Linked DNA regions of Mus musculus: region 1 is linked to region 2. The links are chromatin loops, found by intact Hi-C in ENCODE. Cell type or tissue: heart. All regions are shown on one strand.

The links. Peaks named below come from ENCODE experiments on the same cell type or tissue, not always from the same donor. Only the 100,000 strongest peaks of a DNase experiment are listed, where the experiment ranks them.
Region 1: a loop joins it to region 2, with 2.8 times the contacts of the local background. A loop is called at or near these places in 1 of 42 quality-filtered maps.

The regions. Positions count from the first base shown.
Region 1 is chr9:78,478,945-78,483,944 of GRCm38, forward strand. Eef1a1 (eukaryotic translation elongation factor 1 alpha 1) reads right to left here and starts at 2,780. Exons shown (of 8, transcript NM_010106.2): 1 at 2,695-2,780; 2 at 1,567-1,744; 3 at 1,297-1,476; 4 at 908-1,204; 5 at 680-830; 6 at 334-590; 7 at 14-248. The coding sequence starts at 1,710. In heart, no CTCF peak of the experiment used is centred here; DNase peaks (open chromatin) are centred at 2,007 and 3,027; H3K4me3 peaks cover 3,979 bases; H3K27ac peaks cover 3,568 bases.
Region 2 is chr9:78,107,611-78,112,610 of GRCm38, forward strand. It overlaps Fbxo9 (f-box protein 9), which reads right to left and starts at 1,046. Exons shown (of 13, transcript NM_023605.2): 1 at 681-1,046. The coding sequence starts at 683. It also overlaps a transcript of Cilk1 not described here. In heart, a CTCF peak has its summit at 2,238; DNase peaks (open chromatin) are centred at 511, 971 and 1,471; H3K4me3 peaks cover 2,484 bases; H3K27ac peaks cover 1,823 bases.

The sequences.
Region 1 (5,000 bases), 370 kb after region 2:
AGATCAGGCTTACCAAGTGGAGGGTAGTCAGAGAAGCTCTCAACACACATGGGCTTGCCAGGGACCATATCAACAATGGCAGCATCGCCAGACTTCAGGAACTTGGGGCCATCTTCCAGCTTCTTACCAGAACGACGATCGATCTTTTCTTTAAGCTCAGCAAACTTGCATGCTATGTGGGCTGTGTGACAATCCAGAACAGGAGCGTAGCCAGCACTGATTTGGCCTGGATGGTTCAGGATAATCACCTAAGAAAAACAGCGTGTATTTAAGTCTTGCCTTGTGATTCTGCACACACAACCAATCTAGCCACCTATCTTAAAAATGTGTCACCTGAGCAGTGAAGCCAGCTGCTTCCATTGGTGGGTCGTTTTTGCTGTCACCAGCAACATTGCCTCGTCTAACATCTTTGACCGACACGTTCTTTACATTGAAGCCCACATTGTCCCCAGGAAGAGCTTCACTCAAAGCTTCATGGTGCATTTCAACAGACTTGACTTCAGTTGTTACATTGACTGGAGCAAAGGTAACCACCATGCCAGGCTTGAGAACACCAGTCTCCACTCGGCCCACAGGGACAGTGCCAATGCCTAAAATAGTATTGTTTTGTATAAGTATTTAATACACAAAACATAAGACTTCAAATTCACGTCAACATTCTACTTAATATTCTACTTACCTCCAATTTTATAGACATCCTGGAGGGGCAGTCGCAGGGGCTTGTCAGTTGGACGAGTTGGTGGTAGGATACAATCCAAAGCTTCCAGCAGCGTGGTGCCACTGGCACTGCCATCTTTGCGGGTGACTTTCCATCCCTTGAACCAAGGCATCTAAAACACAGGCAGTCAATTATAACCTCCTTACTTATTGCGGCTTTCTCCATTCAACTACCTTAAAAGTCACTTACATTAGCACTTGGCTCCAGCATGTTGTCACCATTCCAACCAGAAATTGGCACAAATGCTACTGTGTCAGGGTTGTAGCCAATTTTCTTAATGTAGGTGCTGACTTCCTTAACGATTTCCTCGTATCTCTTCTGACTGTATGGTGGCTCGGTGGAATCCATTTTGTTGACACCAACAATCAGCTGTTTCACACCCAGGGTGTAAGCCAGAAGAGCATGCTCGCGGGTCTGCCCGTTCTTGGAGATACCAGCTTCAAATTCACCAACACCAGCAGCAACAATCAGGACAGCACAGTCAGCCTGTAAGAAACAAGACAATCATATACCATTATCTCAGAGAAAGCACCCCACTAAAAAATATCCTGAGTCAGGAATGGGTAAATTTTACACACCTGGGATGTGCCTGTAATCATGTTTTTGATGAAGTCTCTGTGTCCTGGGGCATCAATGATGGTCACATAGTATTTGCTGGTCTCGAATTTCCACAGGGAGATGTCAATAGTGATACCACGCTCACGCTCAGCTTTCAGTTTGTCTAAGACCCAGGCGTACTTGAAGGAGCCCTTTCCCATCTGCAAAGTGACTTCTAATTAGTACACCCAAGACCTAGGTTCTACTCCCTGCTTAAAGAATTCCCATCCCTCCTTTTGCCTTATACTTGCCTCAGCAGCCTCCTTCTCAAACTTTTCGATGGTTCGCTTGTCGATTCCACCACATTTGTAGATCAGGTGGCCGGTTGTGGTGGACTTGCCGGAATCTACGTGTCCGATTACGACGATGTTGATGTGAGTCTTTTCCTTTCCCATTTTTGCTTTGAATTAGCGGTGGTTTTCACAACACCTAAAAAAGGGTTTAAAAGATACCTTTGAACCGCTAAGAAGCCCGAGAATTAGCTCCGCTCAAAACTCAAGGGGACAAATTCCAAAAATGACTTCCAGCGCCAGGCTGGCCTGACTAGTCTCCACCCACCAAATGTGAACAAACTCCAACGCCATTACATCCCCTCCCCCCGCCGCGACTAGCCGTGCTCAAAAGCCCGAGGTGACTATTGCGGCCGATAGGACCACGGGGTCACAGGAAGCAGCAGCCGGTGAGGGACCAGGCCCTCTTCCTTTGTGTGGGTGACTCACCCGCCCGCTCCACCGGGCTGCCGCGTCCTCCATTTTGAGCTCCTTGCAACAGGGCCCGGGAGCGGCCATCTTTCCACGCACGCAACTGGTGCCGGACGGGATGGCCTCACCCTAGTTAGGGAGGCAGGGCAACGCGGCGCCGCCAAGCCAGATCGTGCCGGGTGCTGGGGCCACATGGCCTCGGCACGCTAACCCCAGCCTGGTTGCTTCGGGAAAAACCCCAGGCCTCGCCCCATCCAGGTGGCGTCGGACATGTGCTCCGAAGGCGGGCGGGCCCCAGCCGCCACTCCTGTCCCTCCATTCCTCCCCAACCATGACCTCTCCGGGCTCCGGGCGAGCAAGCCCCGCACCCTCCCTTTGTTAGCCCCTATTGCTGAACGGCAATCGAAGGCAGCAGGGCAACAACAACAACAAAAAAAAAAAGACCAGAGTGCGGCCGGAGTAGCACGCGGCGGCGGCGCGGACACCACGCTAGGCCTCAAGCCGGACACGAGGCGAGGCTACGGGGTTGCCGCTAGGCCTCGCACTCTGCCTCCCGCGCCGCCCGCAACTCGAAGCGGGAATGCTCGCAGCTAATCCCCGCCGACGACAGCGGGGCCCGGCCCGCTCGGAGCAGGACCTCCAGCTCGGCGGCCCGCGGAAGCCACACCCGCCCCTCACCTGCGTTCTGACGGCAAACCCGTTGCGAAAAAGAACGTCCAAGGCGACTGCCGCACTTATATACCGTTCTCCCCCACCCTCGGGAAGAGGGCGGAGCCAGCACACGACACCGCTTTCCCAGTTTGCCCCGCGCCAGCTCCCCGGTCCTCCCCCCCATCACCCCCCCCCCCCCCGCTCAGTGCGCCCCTCCCCCCACGACCAGGGTCTATGAGCTTGTGTGCTCTGCTCTCCCCGCGCTCAGCCCTGAGCGCATGCTCCTCGCACTGTGGTGGGGCGGGTACCGGGATTATGGGTTATGAGAATTTAGCGACGGTCCCTGGGACTTCCCCAGGCGAAGGCGATCCCTCCTTTTGTATGAATTACTCTTGGCCCTAGCGGAGGGTGGGGCGGCGAGAAGCTGGCCAAGAGGGCGGCCAGAATCTATCCCTACTCTTCCTTACTCCGCTGCCAAGGCTGTGTCAAGATCCGGGTGTCCCTTCCCACGGAGGCCACCTCCCGACGTCAGCCCCGCTATCCTTCTGTTCGCCTCCCGCAGCCCATGCTCTCCTGGCTGGGAGAGGAACACAATGTTGGGGACCCTTCCCGGCTCTAGAACCCAAGGGCTTAGCTCAGTAGCGGAGAGCTCGACCGATCTGCCCCTGGGCTGGCCCCTTGGTTTATTCCATCCAATGCCGGTTGATTCTCTGGAAACCTGAAGCGGCCTTCACACCCCTAAGGGTTCAGTTCAGAATATGCTTCAATCCTACAGTTAGCTTTACTTTGATTCTAGGTTTGTTACACTAAAAAGATTGTATGTGTACATGTGTATGTACAGCCATTTGATTGAACATGAGAAACCTGAAAATAATCTAATCCACCCCACATGGTCTCATCTAAATACCAGCATCAGCAATCTCCCAGCGCCCATCCCTAACACTTGTGAAATCACTGCTTCTCAAAAATGGCTTGCCTTGTTAGTTACATCCCTTTCTTTGCTGCAATTCTAGCGATCATACCAGCATTGTTTTGTTATTGAGACAAGGTCTCTCTTTTTTAGCCCTGGCTGCCCTGGAATAGGTAGTAGACCAGGCTGACTTCAAATTCACAGGAATCCGACCTGGACCTGCTGGGATTAAAGCCCTGGCCATTTTTAAATGCCTCTCAGAGCAGGCACACAGAAGTGTTTCTCAGAGGAAAGAAGAACTTCTTTGTTTTGTTTTTTAATGCTAGAGATGGAAAAAGAATTATTTTGTAATGGGATATGGGGTGCTGGAGATGGAACCCTAGGGTGTCTATCACCAAGTTACAGTTCCTAGCTCAAAGATATCCTATCTGATTATCCATCATTGGATCTCCTCTCCCAGGTGTACAACATCACTTCCCAGTTACAAACATTTGATGTTCTTGCACCAACCTTACTAGGAGCATTTGAGGGCCTCTGTCTAGTGTTCACAAAAACACACAGGATTTGCAAAGGAACTATTTGTTTCTGGGGAAGAGTTCCACAGTCAAGGGAAAAACTTAAATATAAAACAATTTGGAACCAGTTCAAAGCAAATTTACATGATGCTTCTCATTTCTTGTCTAGTTCTAGTTTTCAACTATTTTTCACATCCCAAACTGTTGTTTTTTAACTTTTTTTTAAAAGTGGTATTTATTTAGTGTGTGTGAATGCGTGTGCCACATCACCCTGTGCGGAGGCCAGAGGCCAGAGGCCACCTTTCGTGGGGCAGGTTTGCCCCTCAACTACGTGGACCTATGGGATCTAACTCAGTCAGGCTTTGCAGCAAACGCCTGTACCCAGAGAGCCATTTCATGTCCTACTTTTGTTTTTGTTTGAAACAGAACTTGATGTAGCTCAGGCTGGCCTCAAACTCATGTTGCTGAGGCTGGCCTTCAATTTTTTTTTTTTTTTTTTGGTTTTTCGAGACAGGGTTTCTCTGTGTAGCCCTGGCTGTCCTAGAGCTCACTTTGTAGACCAGGCTGGCCTCGAACTCAGAAATCCGCCTGCCTCTGCCTCCCGAGTGCTGGGATTAAAGGTATGCACCACCATGCCCTGCTGGCCTTCAATTTCTAATCTTCCTAGCTCCACTTCTCAAGTACTGGGATCTCAGGTGTGCCCCCCCACCCCGCATCCTCCCCACAGCCCTCCCACCCCCACCCCAGGCTTCTTTTCTTGCCTAAGTGAGAAACAAAGACCCTGTAATAGCCTTCCTAATTCTTAGTTTACAGATCCTTATAACTTCCTAAAGGCAGATTTTCTCACTCATCAGGTGGCTTCTAGCTTCATTTTCATCTAACACTGGTAATTGTAATCAAAGAATCCA
Region 2 (5,000 bases):
GAGATTAACTGAACATAAAGAAGGTTAAGGGCTTAATCGTGGTTTGAGGACTACTTTTGAAAGTTTAGAAGAAGAATCAATTAGTGTGTTTTCTGTGCACCAGACTAGTTTCATAAAATAAACCGTTGCAGCCAATTCATGTTAAAAAAAAAAAAAAAGCCACTTGAGTGTTCTCCCAGTCAGTCTGGTATCTTTCATTCTTAAATCATCCAGCCCTAGCCGGAAACTAGTTTCTTAAGTCACTGCAGAGCCTACATACTCCATGCAACAGTCCCGTGAGACCGGAGCTGTCACACATGGAGCTTGGCGCAGTCTCTCCGTCCGCACAGCAGAGAAGCGGCTTAGGCCCTCGCTATCAAGAAACTTGGCAAGAATCCCTCCAAGTCCAGTTTGCCAGCACTGCCTGCGAATATCCTACCAGGGCCACTGACACCTCGAGGGCGTGCGTCCCAAACGTGGAGCTCCCGAAATCATCTATGGGCCGGGCTGCCAGAACAGAAGCGATCAACAAGTGTCACCGCTTGCCAGGGCCACCTCCCTTGTGCAGAAGCCAGGACAGGTCACCTGAGACCCGACTCCCAGCTCGGACAGTCTGGAGTGACCGAAGCGGGCCTTTCCTCGGCTATCCGTCAAACCCTGCCCTCACCACCCGGCCCTTGCTGCCCTCCCTCCTCGGTTACCATGCTGGCCGGCGGCCGGCCCAGTCGAGGGGCTTCCCGCGCCCGGCTCCCGGAGGGGTGGCGGCTGCCCGGTGTCTACTCCTGCCCGTCTGCTGCAGCGCGGCTTAGCAGAGTTCTCGGTCGGAGAAGCGCACCAGGCAGCGGCAATAACTGCGGGCCCGGCGTACGGCAGCCATTTTCGCGGGACAGGGGGCCGGAGGCAGGCGCGCTGCGGCGGCCGGGGACTCGAGCTGCGGAGGGGTCGCCGGTCGCCAGCGGAGGCCGAGCACCGAGCGAAGAGCTGAGCGTCGGCCCAGCAGGAGACGTCTGGACGCAGCGGCGGAGCTGCCTGCTCTGCTGCGGAAACTGCGCCGCCGCGCCGCGCATGCGCAATGCCGTCGTCGCCGTCGCCGCCGCCTGCTTGGCTACCAGCCACCCGTCGCGAGCTAGGGTGATGGGCCTACTGTGTGCAGCCGTCGGTGGAGCTAAGCTGGCCCGCCTCACTCAGCCCGCCTGTTTGATGCTGAGAACACCCAGGCAGGAAGGAGCAGACGTTAGCTCAAAATGTTTGAACCTGAATTTGGAGTAGAGCCCCCTGAGTCGATCCTAATTGGACATTAGGGGACAGTACTTTAGGCGCCCTGGACACTGGGTGCCCTGTCAGAATGAGAAAAGAGAGCGAAAACTCAACAATCATTGAACCCCACAGACTCTGAACCGAAGAAAACGTACGCTCATGTGTGCAGCCGGAGAGTGGTAACAGCCAACGCAAGTCACGTCGAACTACAGATCCCACAATACAACGGGGGAAGGACGGCCCTTTTCAAGGCCTGAAACCCGACTCCTGAAGGAGTGGACACTACAAGGGACGCTGGGATTTGTAGTCAAATGTTCCACGTTGAGCCGGAACTTACACCCACCCACCCCCAACCCGGTGCCACTTCTTACAGTCCAAACATCCGATTCCACGTCAATAGAAGGCACTTGGATTGCACATTTTAGAACTTTTTCACCTACAGGCATATGCTAGCAAAACTTACGGGCTTCCTGGCCTCTGACAGACATTTAGACAACATTTATTGAGTTTCTGTAAGTGTTAGAACCTAACAGCCAGGACGCTACATTCACCCGACTTCACAGAACTTAAAATTTTATTGTGCTACTTTATTCTGGAGCTCAGAAATGAAGTACGTCTTCGGCAAAGACATGGAGGTAAAAGGGGAGGGGTGCAACTTGATTACAGTAAGAAATTGCAAATCCTGTGTATGTTGTCTATTTAGTTAGTTTGTATTCCACTGAGTCCAGTTAATGCTGGAATATTGCCTTATCTTTTGGGCCTGATTTTGTAGAAATTATCATAATTTCAGTAGGCTGATGAATACACCTGTCGTGACATATCCAAAAGACAGCATCTCGGAACACTCTTTCCTGTCCCCGGGCTCTTACATTCTCTCCACCCCATCTTCTTTAATGTTCCCGGAGCTGGGGGCTGGGGAGTGGATATAGATATGTCCCATTTAGGGCTGAGCACTGTCACCTATTCTCGGCAGATTTTGTAAATAATGGAATCCACCTCTAGGTGGAGACTGTCCTTGGCTCCTCCCTTATAGACTAATCTAGTGGGATATAGGTCAGGGACTTGGCCCATGGGATTACCCCTAGGAAGGTGAAATCAATTTAAGACAATGTCATTTTTCTTCCAGAATCTAGGGTGTCATTCCCTAGAAGCCACCATGAGATTCAGGCAGAACCAGGTAAACTTTTTCTAGCTAGAGACCAAGAATGCTTTTACATTCCTTAACTAAAGCTTTGAGCTTCCTTGTCCTCCGAAGTTCCCCTTCCGGTCGTGTTCCACGCCTGTTTCTCTGCTTCAGTCTCATCCTCCTGGCTGTTTCCCGTTTTACAACTCGCCAGTCCTAGTTTTCCTAGTTCTTGAGGTGCTGTCTGTGTCCAAATTTAAATTATTTTATTAATGAGACTAAGAACCCTGGAAGGAGGCTTCTATTTCCTCGGAATCGTATGGTGGCTCTTCGGGGACTTCCCCGAGATTTCTTAACTGCCTTTTAATTCCTTTCTTTAAAAGACTTGCTTACTGTTACTTCTGTGTGTGTACGCTTGTGTAAGTTTATGTGCCACCATGAGTGTGAAGGTTCCTAAACAGGCCAGAAGGTATCAGGTCACCTGCAACTGGACTTAGAGGTGATTGTGAGCCATTTCACATGGATTCTGGAAACCTAAACTGGAGCCCCTTGCAAGAGCAGCAAGTGCTCTTGACAGCCAGACCCAGCCAGACCGTCTCTCACAAAACAACATCAGCTAAACATCAGCTTTCACATGAAGTTTCCACAGTGTTAGAACTAGTCAATTTCATTGAAAGGGTTGAATGTTTAAGGTGGGCTGGCCAACTAGCACACGAGGAAGGTTGGAAACAGCATTAATCTCTGCATATAAAAAGACAGAAAGCAGTTTAACAACATGTGCATTTAGCAAAACAACAGTCAAGGGCTCCCTACGTGGGGCCTGTAACCTCCTCTTTCCTCCATAGGGCCATGGACTTTTGACAAGGTTGGAGCAGGTCTCGGAGCCAATCAGAAAGCAGCTGATTCTCCCTATAGCTTATATGCCTCTTGCATCCTTAGGCACATGTTGCCCAAATCCTATATTTCAGAACAGCCCTTCTCTATGGATGGTTTCATTTGTACACTACTAACTACCTATGATGTAGGTATTCGACGGATGCCAATATGTCAGTAGTTTTCTTTGTTTTTTAAAGGAGACTCTAGATTTCAGGTCTTTCAAGAAAAACACTTCTCCCAATGATCCCTTTAAAATTAGGTTTTAAATGGAAAAAATTTAAAAAAGACTAATAACAGACGTGATTTGAATTCCCCAGATTGGGGCTTGGAGAGATGGCTCAGTGGTTAAGAGCACTGACTGCTCTTCCAGAGGACCTGGGTTCAATTCCCAGCACCCACATGGTCTGTGACTCCACTTCCAGGGGGTCTGATGACCTCACACAGACATACTAAACCAACAGTGCACATAAAACAACAATGAGCCCTAAACGTCAGTTTTCAGATGAAGAGTGAGGATTGAATGTTTAAGGCGGGCTGGCCAATTAACACGTTTTCTCTTATCCAAACGAGTTGATGAAGTAGTAAAATTTAACAAGATAAATATTTGTGAAGATAAATTCAGTACCTACCTAATTGAAACCCTGTTTGCTTCACAGCAACAAGCCTGTTTTATTAAAACACAGCTACAGTTCACTACCGCTTATTTGTACTCAGTCATAACCAATAGCCGTCATCACTGGTTTTTATTATCTCAACATGTATTTACTGGGTCATAATTTCCCAAGGGCCAGGACTTCTAATATAAACTGCTTAGTAACCCAGTGGACCTCTGCCAAAGGTAGACAAAGGCAGTTCCTCTCTTTGCAAGGCAGACTGGCTTGAACTGTTAAGTTTGAAAATGTAATCATTTTAGTTACTTTTAAAGCTCCCCTTTATGAGCACTATATGACTTATTAGGCTCCTTGTCTTGTGTTCACTAAGGAGGACTTGTGATTTCCATTTGTCCTATGGGCTAGCTATCACATAGGTAAACAAGGAGACAGGTAAGGTTAACAGAAGCCCTGGGGAACTTGACTGTCTCGTAGGTTTCTTCAACAGTGGAGCAAAAGGAGTGATCTGAGCTTTGCTAGATTCAGGGGCTGAGAAAAACTGCCTGCAGTCCTCAGGATTCAGAGGCAAATAATGAAAGGAAAACGACATGACAAGTGTGTGTGGGGGGGCACTCGGTCTTATTTGTTAGACCAGCTCTCCTGTAGCTCATGTTGGCGCTTCTGCTTCCACTGTCACACGCAGGGGCTGCGGATGTGTAACTCCATCAAGCATGGCTGGGAAGAGTTAAATTCAAAAAGAGTTAAATTCAAAAGAGTTACTGATTTATTGGTCAAAATAGTGTTATTTAGAAAGATGTGGGTCTCCAGACCAGCAGCATCTGCCCCAAGAACTTCTGGTGTGGGGCCTAGCAATTTGTTTTTACTAGCCTTTTGGGTTACCACCCTGTGGAACGATAGAGTCCAGAGCCGGGTGGTAATTTGTTTTTTTTTTTTTTCAAAATGCTTCAAAGCTATCCTTTAAGATGATTTAAGGTGGGTCCCACAATAGTATATATGTATGTAGGTATGACTTATTTTAGAGAGGTTTGAGACTTGGTCTCATTACATAGTCCTAGCTGTCCTTGAATTCACTATGTAGACCAGGCTGTCCCAGAACTCACATAGATTCACTGCATCTGCCTCCTAAGTGCTGTGATTAAAGGTGTACACCACCA